Regions from separate parts of the Homo sapiens genome. Here all the other regions are linked to region 2. Evidence: chromatin contacts called from ENCODE Hi-C or POLR2A ChIA-PET data. All regions are on one chromosome and are shown on one strand. The core of a region is the stretch at or near the end of the contact, and the rest is flanking DNA. Distances in the headings are between cores, read along the strand shown.

Evidence for each region. Hi-C counts contacts between places; a loop is a spot of excess contacts on that map. ChIA-PET counts read pairs that join two places held with the same protein, here RNA polymerase II (POLR2A). Pooled maps may share reads with other maps.
Region 1: a map of gastrocnemius medialis shows a loop between it and region 2 (2.7-fold over the local background). The contact joins two enhancer-like sites. A Hi-C loop is called at or near these places in 9 of 168 maps with a recorded cell type or tissue (Calu3, IMR-90, MCF 10A and 6 more) and 1 of 50 pooled maps. POLR2A ChIA-PET finds 5 or more read pairs at or near these places in 3 of 52 experiments (HepG2, activated CD4-positive, alpha-beta T cell and endothelial cell of umbilical vein).
Region 3: a map of gastrocnemius medialis shows a loop between it and region 2 (2.4-fold over the local background). The contact joins two enhancer-like sites. A Hi-C loop is called at or near these places in 2 of 168 maps with a recorded cell type or tissue (dorsolateral prefrontal cortex and gastrocnemius medialis) and 2 of 50 pooled maps. POLR2A ChIA-PET finds 5 or more read pairs at or near these places in 1 of 52 experiments (BJ).

What each region holds. Positions count from the first base shown.
Region 1 is chr6:163,529,776-163,534,757 of GRCh38, forward strand. The region is part of intron 3 of QKI (QKI, KH domain containing RNA binding); the gene reads left to right. Among named protein-coding and RNA genes, the nearest start is that of QKI, 120 kb to the left of the region's middle. Within about 2 kb of position 1,481, at least 3 of the 41 ENCODE cell types and tissues checked have a DNase peak (open chromatin) inside an H3K27ac peak, as active enhancers do; they include gastrocnemius medialis, where a contact is called at or near this core.
Region 2 is chr6:163,455,799-163,460,460 of GRCh38, forward strand. The region is part of intron 2 of QKI (QKI, KH domain containing RNA binding); the gene reads left to right. Among named protein-coding and RNA genes, the nearest start is that of QKI, 43 kb to the left of the region's middle. RefSeq lists an enhancer at 4,584-4,662. Within about 2 kb of position 2,278, at least 9 of the 41 ENCODE cell types and tissues checked have a DNase peak (open chromatin) inside an H3K27ac peak, as active enhancers do; they include gastrocnemius medialis, where a contact is called at or near this core.
Region 3 is chr6:163,575,752-163,580,643 of GRCh38, forward strand. It overlaps QKI (QKI, KH domain containing RNA binding), which reads left to right. Exons shown (of 8, transcript NM_006775.3): 8 at 1-2,841. Among named protein-coding and RNA genes, the nearest start is that of QKI, 160 kb to the left of the region's middle. RefSeq lists a silencer at 3,466-3,760. Within about 2 kb of position 3,565, at least 4 of the 41 ENCODE cell types and tissues checked have a DNase peak (open chromatin) inside an H3K27ac peak, as active enhancers do; they include gastrocnemius medialis, where a contact is called at or near this core.

The DNA.
Region 1 (4,982 bases), core at 231-2,730, 73 kb after region 2:
GACTGTGTTTCAGAGATTTCCTACAAAGCCTCAAATTCTAAAAATCCACGCTGATTCAGAAAATTCATTCAGGATGAGTAATAGCTGAGACATTAATTGTGGACAGATTTGCAGCAGGGAGGTATGAACCCCAGTTTGGACATGTGGAGTTCAGACTGCTTTAGAGATTGAAGTATACATTTCTAGTTGGCAGTTGAATTTGGAGGTCTAGAAATCAGGGGGCAGTACTGTGCTGGAAAATGTAAATTTGGGATTATATTGATGCAAAACTGTGTTCTTCTATGTTGCTGAAGATTTAGTAGCACATATATTATGAAATGATATTGCAAATGGTAACTGTAAAACAGACATTATAGTAGTCATGAGCTATTTTTTTCCACATCAGTATCTCAGCTATTAACCCCTGAAAGATTGTTTGAAACATAATTGTAAAAAGAAACGAATGCCTCGTAGAACACAGTTTCTAATAAATACAGCATTTTTGGTGTGCGTCCATATCATCATCCCTCCTGTCTGCTTATTTCAACCTTTTCTTTGTCCTGATGTATTTAAGTGAGAAAATGGGTTTTGTGAGTGGATTCTTACTATGGATATTTTAAGTTCAGAAGTAACCATCCTATAATTGCATCTATCCTTAATGACTAAAAGAGGACCTTTTGGGGTGTGTTTTATTGATTTCTCTATAAAATTTGCCAATCCCAGATTGCCTTTATAATCTGCTTAAGAAACAGAATGAGATCACAGGGAGAAATAGTATTTGTATTAAATAATTACTAAGCTGCAAACTCACTGAAGGAATTTAACTCTTCTTGAGCTGGAATGGACTACAGTAGAATGAATATGGCTTCATGGCTTCTGCGTAGCATGACCTCAAAGCCTTTTTTTGTGTGACATTTGATATGCACATGGATGAAAGATTTTCTGAGGCCTGATGTGGAAAACGGGTTGGTCGGTCTCTCTCTTCACACTGCACCCCCTCCAAAACACTAAAAGAGGTGCTTTTAGTGTTTACTTTCAATTGCTACATTGTTTGATTTTGAAGTGTCCGCTTCATTTATTCCTTGTGGTGAAAACTCAGTGGGTCCTTTTCATCTGGAACCTCAGATCCCTCAGTTTTGCGAAAAATATATAACATTGATGATTTTTCTCCCTCTGCTTTCTTTTTCTTTATATTGGTAGTTGGACATCGTCATTTCAGTTTCTGAACCTCTTGGACTAGTCCTCTAATATTATACAGTTCTGCACCATTTTTTTTTATCTCTGTCTTTTGCTACTTGGAGAGTTCCTCAGTTTGTCTTCCAACCTTCTATCAAATTTTTCATCTTTGCTCTCATGTTTTTAGTTGCAGGAGTTTCTATTTGTATTCAAAATTTTTAAATAGAGCATTCTTGTTTCAGCATTGTAGCGTCTTTTATTAACTCTCTGAAGGGTCAGTTGTTCAAGTCTCCTGTCCCCAAGATGTGGGCCTGGGTTCCCTTGCTCTGCATTTGGAGCAGGGGAGATGGCCGGCCAGCCCAGCTGTCAGAGTGGAAGTTACCCTGTCAACTGTTCTCCTAATGCAGTTTGAGCAAGTGTTTTACTTCCTTTCAGAATCAGTTTCTGGTCTACTGCTGGGAATTAGGGAGTGCTTGATAGCTAGCCATTTGTGGACAGGGGATATGGGAATTGAACTGCTTTTTAATGAGAGTTCATCTAGTCCTGCAATCTCAGCCCCACCCTCACCCCTGTTTTCACTGCTGCCCATTTCCTCAGTATTTTTGGGGTGGATTGCAAGGAAATAAGTTTCTTTCTTAACTAGAGTCAGGTAAATTTTAAGTTAACCATCTGCTTTCTAGATTCTTAATTTTTAAATGGTTTCCTTTCCCATTTTCTTACTTCTTACGAGTTTGGACATTTTATTTATTTATTTATAATAGACACAGGGTCTGACTGTTCCCCAGGCTGGCCTTGAACTCCTGGGCTCAAGCAGTCTTCCTGCCTCGGCCCCCCCAAAGTGCTGGGATTACAGGCATGAGCCACTGTGCCCGGCTGAGTTTGTACATTTTAAACTCTGCAGTGTTGTAGAAGAATTTTTGGTGGGAGTGTAAGTACACCATTCCATTAATTTCTCCATCTTTGAAAATTTTTGCTCCTTCAATTGTTTTTAAAAGTGTAAGCAAAAATGTTGATTTTGAAGCAAACAGGGTAGATGTAGCTTTCTCCTATTTTTATATTTTTAACTATCATTTAAGTTGTTGAATTAGTAAGAGTACGCATTGGCCAAGTGTTTTACACCTTAAAAATGTATTCTTGCAATAAAGCAAAATGGCAAATAATACTGCAACTTTGTTTCTATCATGAAAATAATTATTCCTTTTAAATTCTCTGGCTTTTCTCCATGTATAGAGGTTTCTGCGGCAAGTCAAATTTTAGTTTTTATTCTTAAGCTTTTCTCAAAAATATTTGATTATAAATGTTCCTCAGTTTTCATTGTATTAGTATCTATATGCATTAGTGTTTGACACACACACATAGAGCTTTTAATGTCTTTGTCTATTTATAATAACATCTGTATCACTTCTAGATTGGTTTGAGTGAATTGATTGGGGGGGAGGTGGTCTCATGTATTGCATTTTTCTTGCTGCTTTGCATGCCCGTTAATTTCTAATTGTATGCCAGACTTTTACCTTGTTGGGTGGATATTTTTATATTCCTATAAATATCTTTGAGCTTTGTCCTGGGACACAGTTAAGTTAGTTGGAAATAATTTAAGGCATTTGGTCTTACTTTTAAAATGTATTTAGTTGTACTGGAACAATGCTTAGATTAGGTTTAGTTTTTTCCTACCACTGAGGCAAGACCTTTCTGTGTCCCTTACCCGTGGGGAATCCTTCAAGTCTTTCAGTCTTGTTCTTTTCTAGAGCCAGGCACTTTGACCTGGAATCCTTTTGGGTGGTTCCTTCCCTGGCCTCTGGAATTTTCTCTCAAGTATGCAACGATCAGGGTTCAGCTGAATATTTGAGTGGCAGCTCTCCCAGGACTCTCTGAGCTTTGGCTGCCTCGGTTTCCCTGGACTCTTGCTTAGTCTCCTCATGGAGTTGTCTGGAGACTCTCAAGCCAGTGAGTGGGGGCAGTTATAGGCTCACCTCAGTTGTTCCCAACTCTGTGTCATTTGTCCTTAGTTGTCTGATGTCCAGTGGCTTGAAACTTGTTGATACGTTTTGCCAGTTTTTTGGTTGTTTCAGCAGGAAGGTGAATCTGGTTCCTGTTACTATATCTTGCCTGGAAACAGAAGTCCCTCATATATATGCGTTTAGTCAAATAGGTGCACTTTTAGGCCCACCAAATAATACCAGACTAGTAGCTTTTGTAGGTCTCTCTCCAAAAAAAAAAAGATAAATAAAAAATACAAATTTTGGTGAGAAAATACTGTTAGCATTCTTGAACATAACAATTGAAATCTGGATAACAAAACTAATTTTTCTTGCCACAGTTAGAGATATTAATACATATTTTATTTCTTGCCATACAGATAACCCTGAGGTTTCCAGTTTCTTGATTCATTGACTCCTTGGTTTCCCACTTAGTTTGCATGGTGTACCCTAGTCAAAAAGAAATATTTCAGAGTTCTGTTTATTAAATATTTACTCTACAAACAACTTTGAAACAGACTATACATTTTATTTGTAAATAACCACATTTTTACTAATAGCATTTGTATTTTCTTGGGTGCTGTTCAAATTCTCAAACTTTGGAATCAGATTTTTGTACTGCCACCCTCTTTTCTTGTTCCACATTGATTTTTGTATGTTCTTGATTTTTATTACAGCAACCGCTAACAACCTAGCTTTGTAAAGATATGACATCATCAAAAAGAATGTAATGTGACCTTATGTTGAAACAGTCAGATATTCTGAGCTGGTGGTTCACACAGTGTCGGACAGATGGTACCCCTGTAAAATGCTGTGCTGACTCAGAGTTCACTCTTTGGAAATACATAGATGGCCCAGCATAGGATTGTGTCTGATTTTTTTTTTCCCTGTATCCCCTTACAATATGTGGATGCATTTTCATCCTAAAGATGTGTTGATTAAAAATAAAGCAGAAGCATTTACTGTTAAAATTTATTTTTAGCCTTATTGGCTAAGCTCAATCATGTGAATTGTTGCAGAAAGCAGTTTTATTATGCCTGCTTTATTTTCTTTTACTGGAATCTAACAATTAGGTAAATAGTAACTTCTAAAATAAAGGTCCAAAAACAGCAGATATTTATTGTTTGTCTGTGGTACCTTGCTGTGTGCCAGGTGCATTTATATTTACCATTTATATACTACTTATATATTCTTATTTTATTTAAAAACACTTTCTCTAAAACTTAAAACAGCGATTCTGAAATTATGCCAACTCTACTTAACCTCCCTGTAGCTTAACCAGGTTTTCAACATGGGGATATTTCTTACTAGAAGACATTAAGGAAATGAAATATAGATATTCTCTATGAAACTAGTATTTATGACTTGATATAATTAAAGAGTAGCCTTACAGTTAATTTTAAGGTATGGTCTGATGGGAATGTAGATAAAACTATTTTCATAATTACCGCATGAAATACTTAAAACAAGTGGTAGTCATCTTACACAATAACATCTATATGCAAAATACCTTTTCTAATGCTGAATACAACCAATGTCATTAAAAGCAGTTGTAATGAAGTGGAAAGATCACTGAATTAGAGAATGAAAACTTTGATTCAGTTCCTAAATTGACAGCCTGTTAGCTGTGTGACATTGAGAGGTGACCCCCTTAACCTTGATGACCTTCTGTTTACTTATAAGTAAAATGCAGAAATAATGACATGTTTCTCAAAGTGTTTTTCATGGTAATGTAAGGACAGTATCAGATGTATGTTGTATGATACTACATACATGATGATGATGTATGCTTCTAGTGCATAGGAGCACGCTTGGGGCTGATCTTTAGCATCTGGTTCTGTGCCTGGTAGA
Region 2 (4,662 bases), core at 1,028-3,527:
AAGTTTCCTTTCAGCTCTAAAATTTTTATTGAAACCACTGATTGTAATCTGATTTTCCCCCATCTTAGTCCATTGTTGAACTATTCTCTATAAGCATCTTGTTGTGAATAGCCTCCTTGTCCTATATCTGTTAATTTCTAAATAAATCCAGATTCTTTGCTTTTTGTTACAAAGCCCTATATGATACGGTCCATTCTATTTCTCTGGCCTCATCTTAAATGATTTTCCCTCTTCTTTACCACACTGTAGTCACATTGACCCTCTTTTGGCTTTTAGAATAAGTCAAGTCTATTCCCAGTCTTAGGGACCCCATGTTAGTTGTGCTCTGATCTCTACTGGCTGGCTGCTTCTTGTCATTAAGAATTTAGCTCAAATGTCACTTCAGAGAGGCTTCCCCTGACCTTTTTATTTAAAAGCCATCTATCTAGCTACTCACTGTTTCACGTTGTCTTTTTTTTTCTTTGCAATAGCACTTATAATCGGGCATTTTTCTGGTTTATTTTCTCTCTCTCTGTCTCCCCTGAAGAATATAAGGTGTACATAAAATAAGAACCTTGTCTTTGTTATTCACTGCTGTATCCCTCATAATATTGGCACATAATAGGTAACAATACTTGTTGAATGAACCAAGAAAAGATGATGGCTTTTTGCTAAGTTTCAGAGGACTTTTATGAAAGCAGATGAAAAAAGGAGTTATTATAATATCAAAAATATGATGTGCTCTATGATTCTTTAGTTATATGGACAGAATACTAGTCTGTAGATGAGAAATGTCTTAAGTTGAATTAATAGGAAAAAGCTTTGATATTTTACAGTTACATTACAATTTGCAAAAATTGATCTGATACTTTTTTTTAAAGGTTATATACATTTACTCTGGTTTTATAGGTATTTTTGGTTGCAAATACACAAATAGTCTTGGATAATGTAGGAAAAGAGGAGTTGGTTGGAAGATTATTGAGTAACACAGAGGATTAAAGGAATAGTTGGAAAACAAAGTGCCATGTTAGGCTAGGAATCAGGGCATCTGAGAACTTGAGCAGCAGGAGTTTGTGGAGCTTCTCGGTTGAGAGCCTTGCTGACATAACTTGGCATTGGTGCCTCCCAGACTTTATCTTTAAAATTCAGATTCTTAGAAGAGTGAATGTGTTTTGGGCCTTTCTGACTGGGGAAGTGAGGTTATCTACCATTACCTAGACAGGACCACTGTGAGCCTACCCTAGGTATTAGGATTATTCCTAGAGATGGGAAATTGTGATTTGGGCAGCTGTTCCAATTGGGGTCTACTGCTGTTAGGTTTTTCACTATCCTGGAAAGGATAGCAACTGTCTGTTTTGCTTATTTAAACGTTAAGGGATAATGTTTCTGCAGTGGGCATTAACATAGAATATGTAAGACCACAAGACCTTGATAGAGAATATAATGTTAATCTGTCTGGTTCCATCTCTTAAAAAAAGAAATCCTATTCAAGGAAGGGGTATTTATGCATTCTTTAAAAGACATGGGTTTCATACAGTCTTCTAAGTCAGGACTTGAGTCTAGAGGGCACCTGTTCACTATATTCCTTTCCTTCCTCCTCCAGTTGTGACTTCTTGCCACGGTGAACTACTATTACCGACTGGTGTGTTGGAGCATGGCATTTGTCTTGATCGGTGATTCTCAAAACACAGTCCTTGGACCATAGTATCTACGCTTTCTGGGAACTGTAAATGTTCAAGCCCCTTTCCATACTTATTGAATCAGAAACTCTGGGGTAAGGGCGAGGCCTAGCAATTTGCCTGTTAAGCCCTGTAGATAATTCCGATGCATGCTGAAGTATGAGAATCACTCCTCTAATTTTTTTTTTTTTTTTTGGAGAGGGGACAGGGTCAGCCAGGCTGACAGGTAGGTGATCATGTACCTGGTCATTTTGCCAGGCATCGTTTCAGGAGGCCTGAAACAGTAAGTGGTGAAGTGATGAATTAAACAGTGTCACTGGTCTTGTGGAGTGGACATTTCAGTGACAAAGACAAACAGTACACAAATGAATCTATAGCTGTAATCAGTGTTATGGAGAAACATAAAGTGGGGTAGACAGATGAATAGTGACTGTGTATGGAAGGAGGTATTCATTTTTAAGGGTAATCAGGGAAGAAATCTGTTACAATATGATGGGAATGGAGAGACAGGAACAGAATGATGGGAGGAAGGCATGAAAACCATCTGGGAGAAAAACATTCTAGGCAGAGTGAACAGCAAGTACAGCTGACTCAGGCAGGAATGTGCTTGGGAAGTGTTGTAAGATGTGAGGTTAGAGAGTTAGCACAGGGGCAGTGTCATGCCGTGGTCAAAAGTAGGAACTCAGATTCAGACTTCTAGCTAGTTTTGCTGCTTGTTTTGTGACTTTGGTACTACACTTGATCTTAACCAAAAGGCCAGGAAGTGATGATGTTTTGTGACTTTAAGCAAATTACTTTTCATTCCTGGTGTTCGCTTTTCTCATTTCTGTAATGGAGATATTAAACCTCTCACAAGATTATGAAGACTAAAGAGTTAATATGAGTGAAGCAGTTGGAAAACATCTTTATGCTATGTGTCACAAGCTCTATGAGGGCAGGAATCTTTTTGTCTTTCAGTGCTGTATTTCTAGTGCTTAGAATAGTGTCTGATAAATGGTGTATTCACAATAAGTATTTGTTGCACATATTTGTATGAAACTCATTCTTTCAAATATTGTTAAACTTTTCTTTTTCTTTAAACCTGTTGTCTTTTGCATTTGCACATAGCACCTTACTTACAGAAGTCAGTGTTAAGTTAGAGATGTGTTTTGGACTTGGCAGTGCAGATCTCTGAAACTGATATGAGAAGAAAGTCTCAGACTCAAGGTCTGAGAAATGAAGTAGTGCTATAGTCTGTAGCCCTTTGCAACGTTTTTGAAGTTTGGCCTCATGATGTGAGAATGAGAGGCTAATATGAATAGGCCACTGAAAATGTATTAAAATTTTCACAGAATTAATATTTATTAATAAAGCAGACTTCTATTGCATCTCTACTGTGTACCAAGCACATCCTAGGTAAGAATATTTAATTCTTTTGAAAAAAACTCTTTGATATAGTAAAGACAATAGGTTTCTTAGTCAGGCCTAGGTTTTGAATTCTGGCTTATCCTCTTATTGGCTGTATTTGTCAACAGTTGCCACAATAATGCTCCATGATAAAACACTCTAAAACTGGGTGGCTTAAAAATAATAATCATTTATTTCTGTGCTCATGGGTCTGTATGTTGGCTGAGGGTCTACTGGTTAGGGTGAAGCCTAGCTTGATTGAGGCTAACTGGGTGGGTTTAGATCTTCTCCATTTATGTTCCTGCTGGGCCCAGGCTAAAGCGGGCAGTGGCTGCTTAGGGCATGCTCTTATGGCAGGCCACTGGAATGCAAGATCCAAGCCAAACTGCATAAGCAGGTATAAGGCGTCTGCTCTTGTTGCTTTCCATTAGCCCAGTGATTCTCACCTGGTGGCAGTTTTACCTATGGGGACATTTGGCAATACTAGAGATACTTTTGGTGTCTAAACTTGGGAGAGGGGGTACTATTGGCATCTAGTGGGTGGAGTCCAGGGATACTGTTAAACATCCTGTAATGCACAGGGCAGTCAGCCTCCGTGCACCTCCAGCCCCCCAACAAAGAATTACCTGGACCCAAATGTCAGTAGTGCTGAGGTTGAGAAACCCTGCGTTAGTGATACCAAGTCACTTCATTTACAGAGAGAAGGGGACTGAAATAAATATTTGCCGAAAAATAATTGAGATGATCACATTGGCTTTGAGCATATGCTTGCTTTTTAGAATCTGTTTCTTTGTCTATGAAGTTATAAGGTTCACTTCATAGGATTGTTGGGAGGAGTAAAGGTAACAAATGTGTGACATCTGATAGAGCAGGCACTCTGTGGTTTTTGTGATTACACATAAGAAAAATAATCCTGTTCTTGAAGGAGTTCAGTCTTGTGTGAAGGATAAACGATTAAATTATTGAAGACTTTAAGTTTCTCATGCATTCATGAAACTACAGACATGAAAGAACATTGAAGTTATATTTAGACCATCAAATTGTTTATTTGGCTGGTCAGGTTTTCTTGTTTGAATCCATGGAGATGTGTTATAAATGATTATGAATAGAGTTAACTGATTTATTTAAGTAAAAAGTGTTATATTTTGAATGAGTCAGTAATAATTTTGTCATTAAATTTGCCTAGTTATCAATTTCAAGTTGTTAGAAATTGTTCTATAGGATCTGCCAGAGTAGTAGACTTGATAAATATTGGCAAGGTCTAGCTGTTGATGATACTAGTCGTCCTGTTAAATACATGAACAGATTAGATTGGTAAACTGCTTCCTTTGGACATGATGATTAAATTGTAGTGAGACTTCTTGGAGTTTTATGTGAATATAATTCTGATTTTCTGATGTTTTTAAAATGGGATTTAATTTTGACTAATAGCTTTGAAAGGCATCTCTTGGGTCTAGGCCATCATGAATACCCATATTGTCAAAGGTTTTGTAAGACAGACAAATGTCTTTTCAAGGATTGTGTTTTCAGCCTGTAGGATCCCAGCCTGGTTGCTATAGTTAGTAGTTTAGATTCATAATGTTATTCACAGTACACTCCACTGTCTCTCTTATAATAA
Region 3 (4,892 bases), core at 2,315-4,814, 120 kb after region 2:
GGTTTAAATGAAATTGCTCACTACCAAATCAAGACTCTTCATATATATACGTGTGTGTATATATATATGTCATAACACTTTCACGTGTGACAGCCTAAGGTTTCTTTAGTTTTAGGATGGGGTGGGGTGGGAGTGGTTTTGCATGTTTGACCAGGATGTGATGCCTGTCTTTATTCCTTGATAAGAAGTAGCTGTTACAGCATTTCAAGCAAATTATTTTAGGTAGAATAGAACTTACTGCCAAATGATTATTTATTTAGCAAAAATTATTCTCCAACTTTTCGAATTCACAATTTTTCTAAGTGCATAGAGTAGTTTTTTACATTGTCACGAATTCCTTAATACCTTTATTTAAAATGGAAAAAATATGGACAATATTTTAGAAATATGTGCTACACATCTAATTTTATCTGTAGTTTAAGTGATCTAAATTGAGATGCCTTTGATATGAAGAGATTTACCAACATTATATGCACTCGTGCCTTCAATGTGGAATCAAACTGGTTAACCTCAGCACAGTCCTCTCGTTTCTGTGTTTCTGCTGCACTAATTGCCAGGGGGTGGGGGAGAAGGCGAATGAATTAATTCATAGTAGAAGGAGGCGATAGGTGCAGCAAAGGGCAGCCACAGTGTTGATTCCACATTATAATGTTGTTGCCTCTTCTTGGCAAAAGACACCACATTGTGGGAAGATCTCAGCTTCCAGGGTAAAAGTTAATTTATAACTTAAAAGTGCTATTAAGTTTTTATTACCAAATATATCTTTTATGGTTTATATTGTAGTGGTATGTATGAAACATTTAAAATTTTACTGTGGAAATTGTGTATATATATATATATAGTCGAAATAGGTGTTCACAGGTCACATGTGAACGGAGAACTGCATGACCGTACATGAAATGCAATAAACCAACTGGAAAAAGTGCATGTGCTTCATCCTCTCAAGCCAACTGCAGCTGGAAAGTGCTGCTTATCCTCCACCCCCAGAAAATGCATGTATCAATATGAGAATAAAGAACGCACACTTTCAATTTTATTGAGGCTTTCAACACTATTTAAAAGAAAATGTAAGAATTTGACATTCTGGAGTTATTATAACATTAGAAAATGAGCATAACATTCACTCTGATTTTAGCCATTAAGGGAGATTAGTAAACAGACTGCTACAGTGTTCCATAGTTGGACTGTGCATCCAAAACATTTTTTTATCTTTAATAAATGGTACAGTTTTTATGTAGTTTTCGAATGTAAGAAGAAAGGAATGCTGACCAAAACTTGATTTCATCAGCTTCATGAAAAGGACTAGTGTCATTAACCTGTTGAACAGAATTGGTTTATTAAAAAAATCATTTCCAGTAGTGTGAAACCTTTACGAGTCTTTAACATCTAAATGTTATGACTCCTTGTACCTTAAGTTTTCCAGTCTTTCTTATTTATATCATCTCCAAGTACCTCTGGCTCCTTTCCTCTTGCTCACCGGAACCTTAGTTTTCCTCAACAGAATGCTTTGTTAAAGTAGCCCACAGTTGCAGGATCCATAGCACCGTCGTGCAGACTAGCAGCCCAAAGGTGTGTTTGGTTTGGCTTATACGGTGTTTTGCTTTTTAAACTACTTGCCATAATTTAAAAGTGGCAACACTAGACTTAAAAAAAAAAAAGTCTGATTGCCCATATTAGATTTTTTTTTTAATTCTTCACAAAATCTGCTCTTCCTGAAAGATCAAAGTGTCTAGAAAGCCCAAACATGTATTCTTAACATAGTAGGCACCAGCTGAAACTGAGTAATTAAACGGTCCCCTGAAGCCAAGTATTCCCTGGTTAGTCGCCACCCCACCACTCCTTCCTGTCTCTAGTGTCACACTTGGGCTGTTGATTTTCTTACTCTTCTCTTGCTTTAATCCTTCCCCCCGGCTCTCTGGCTCCTGTGGATATCTGTGCTTGTTTCCTGGTCCAGGATGGTGATCTGACTTTCAAACCAGCTTCTCAAAAGGGGTGACATAAAATCAGTTTTGATGTTTTTCCTCCTGAAAAATCAGATGAATATTTTAGTCACTGTTACTCATGCACATTGTGTTCTTATGTTTACAGAAGTGCTTAAGTGAATGGAAGCACTAGACATTTGGATTTCCTTCCTAACGTAATTTTTAATGATTACCCCTTTTATACAGTAATTTGTGGTCTTTAGAAAGCAGTTAAACTAATTGACCATCTAATAGTTGTACTATACATATGTCTAAAATAATAGTCATGGTAAGTTTGGCATCATATCTTCCCCAAAAAATGTTTATTAAAATTAGATTATTCCAGTTTAATGCTATTTTGTGAACTGTATACCCTCTGAAAGCGCTTATTTTTACATGCTACACAACAGTTCCAATTTTAAGGAGTGTCTCCTAAAATTGGGATGAAAATCTACTGTAGTCTGTTTTAAAGTATGCTATACTATGTTCATTGGTTACTTAACTGGATATTAATATAAAGGTTATTACAAGAAAAATGATGAAGAGCAAAAGGAGAAGAAAATATTTGCAAGTGAATCCACAATTCTTGCAGAACTATTTGAGTTGATACTAAAGATTTTATGTTCACTCCTTTACCTTAGAACTGTCAAGCTTGGGAATGAGGAAAGTGCCTTGGCTGTGCTTGAAACCTGAATTTTAGTGCTTCCCTTATTACATTCATTGTTTTCAATGATTGATTTATAAAATTAAGACATACTGGTAGTACAAGTTGAAAGTTGGTTTGAATACATTTTAATTAAATGATAATATGTTAATATGCTTTTGTTCATTGCTTTCTCACTGAGGTAAAACAGCATTAAAAAGTTGTCCAGAATTTAAACTGACTCTAGATTTCTAGATTCCTAGGTGGCGGGAAAATGTAAAACTTTAAAGCTCATGAGCGGAACGCAATGCAAGTCCTGAAACTAAGAGTTAAATGTGAGTCTCAGGGAAAAAAGCTAGATTAGCAAATCAAACATACATATGCCTCATCCAGAACATCATTCAGGCATCAGTTCGGGGGCTACTAGCAGTAAAGTTGGTTTTAAATGAAATAAAGTGGAAAAGTTTGATATCACTTCCAGAAGTGGTCTGTCATCAGTAAGTATTGGTGTTGAGTCTAAAATGAATTAGAAACCTCCCGTTACTCTTAGGATTAAAGCAACCCGGTATGGAGAGAAATGAAAGAAAAAATGTAGTGTTAGCTTGACTTTATGTCCCTTTCACTGAATTCCATATGAGCCTATTTGGCAGAGAAATTTTGTACTCTACAAGGAAAACATCACTGATGTGGACAGCACCAATAATGTACGTCCCATTAAGCTAATAAATACCCAGACGGCCGTGTGAATACCTTGAATTCTTCAGAGAAGTGTGTTAGTGCGTTTAGTGTTGCTATAGCAGAACGCCTGAGGCTGGGTAATGATGAAAAAAGGTTTATTTGGCCCACATTTCTGGTGGCTGGAAAGTTCAAGATTGGGCAGCTGCATCTGGTGACAGCCTCATGCTGCTTTAACTCATGGTGTAAAGCCAAAGGGGAGTGTGGACCAGGTGCACAGAGATCACAAGGCAAGAGAAAGCAAGAGGAGGCCAGACTCAACCCAGTCTCCTAGGAACTCATGCATCCCTGCAAGAGGGAAAACGCCCCATCCCGAGGGCGGCCGTTAACCTATTCATGAGGGATCCGCCTCAGTAACCCACGCACTTTCTATCAGCCCCCACCTCCCAACACTTCCACACTGGGGATCAAATTTCAACAGGAGTTTTCCTGGGGACAGACTCCACCCAAACCACAGCAAAATGTGTGACCCAGTTTTTCTAAAATGCTTGTTACAATTTGCTAAAGAATCACCACCACCATCCTTAGCTCCATCCTAGAGAGGATGTAACAAAGAAAAGTTATTGAACCAGAAAGCTGAGTGTCCAGCCCGATCTAAAAGAAGTAAGCCAGGTGCAAGGGCTCGGCCAAGGCGGGTGGATCACCTTAGTTTTATCTATGGAACCCCACATTTAAGTACATACGCAGTGAACTGGGAATAGTTCATGTTATTAAGGGAAATATTGGGACGCTCCTGCTTTCCTTACCACTTTCTCCCCTCAGTTCAAAGAGGAGTACTGCTGCCTTCAAAACGGCATTGAACAGAGCTAATGGAAAAGAAAAATAGAGACAGATGTAAATTTAGTCTAAATACGAACTTGAAAAATGAAGTTGGATACCACACCCCCTCCCATTTCTTAAGTATTTTTTCATTTGTCATTCTTCTAAAGCCAAAGGTGATAAAAGTCATGCCTGCTGTGAGATCTGTATCTATTCCAGCAGGTTGATTGCCAAGAATTTGGTAATAGTGTCAACATGAGCCTTCTTGCTGAGCGCCCTCAGCAGGCTGTGAGGAATGCCTGAAGAGTTTTATGCACAGGAGGCTCTCGTGCCACTCCTTTTCAGTTTGAATTACTACCTGTTTCTCATGAATATTTCTTAAAAGTAGAAACTGTAGAATTCTGTAATGGAATTAAAATACAGAAATACCAGAGGAAAAAATTGTAGGCCACATATAGAAAAGGGTTGTTGTGTTACCCTATTGTATATCAATGGCTATAAAAATCAAATATTAGGGGGATAAAAAGCACTAGAAAGCACCCCAACAGACATCACGCATGCTTTGCACTTGCAGGTTACTCATATTGATGAATTAGCACCACCGTCAAATTTCTGAGTGCTTAATTGGTGTTAATTAAATGATGCAATCAGTATTTCTGTGTATATCAAAATGTACGAAAACCAAACTTGTGCCTCAAATTTATGTTAGTCAGATATGGTAAAGTGGTGTAATAGAATAGATGAATCTCTTACAATGAGAAATCAAGGGGGATCAGCATACCTTGAGTACATGT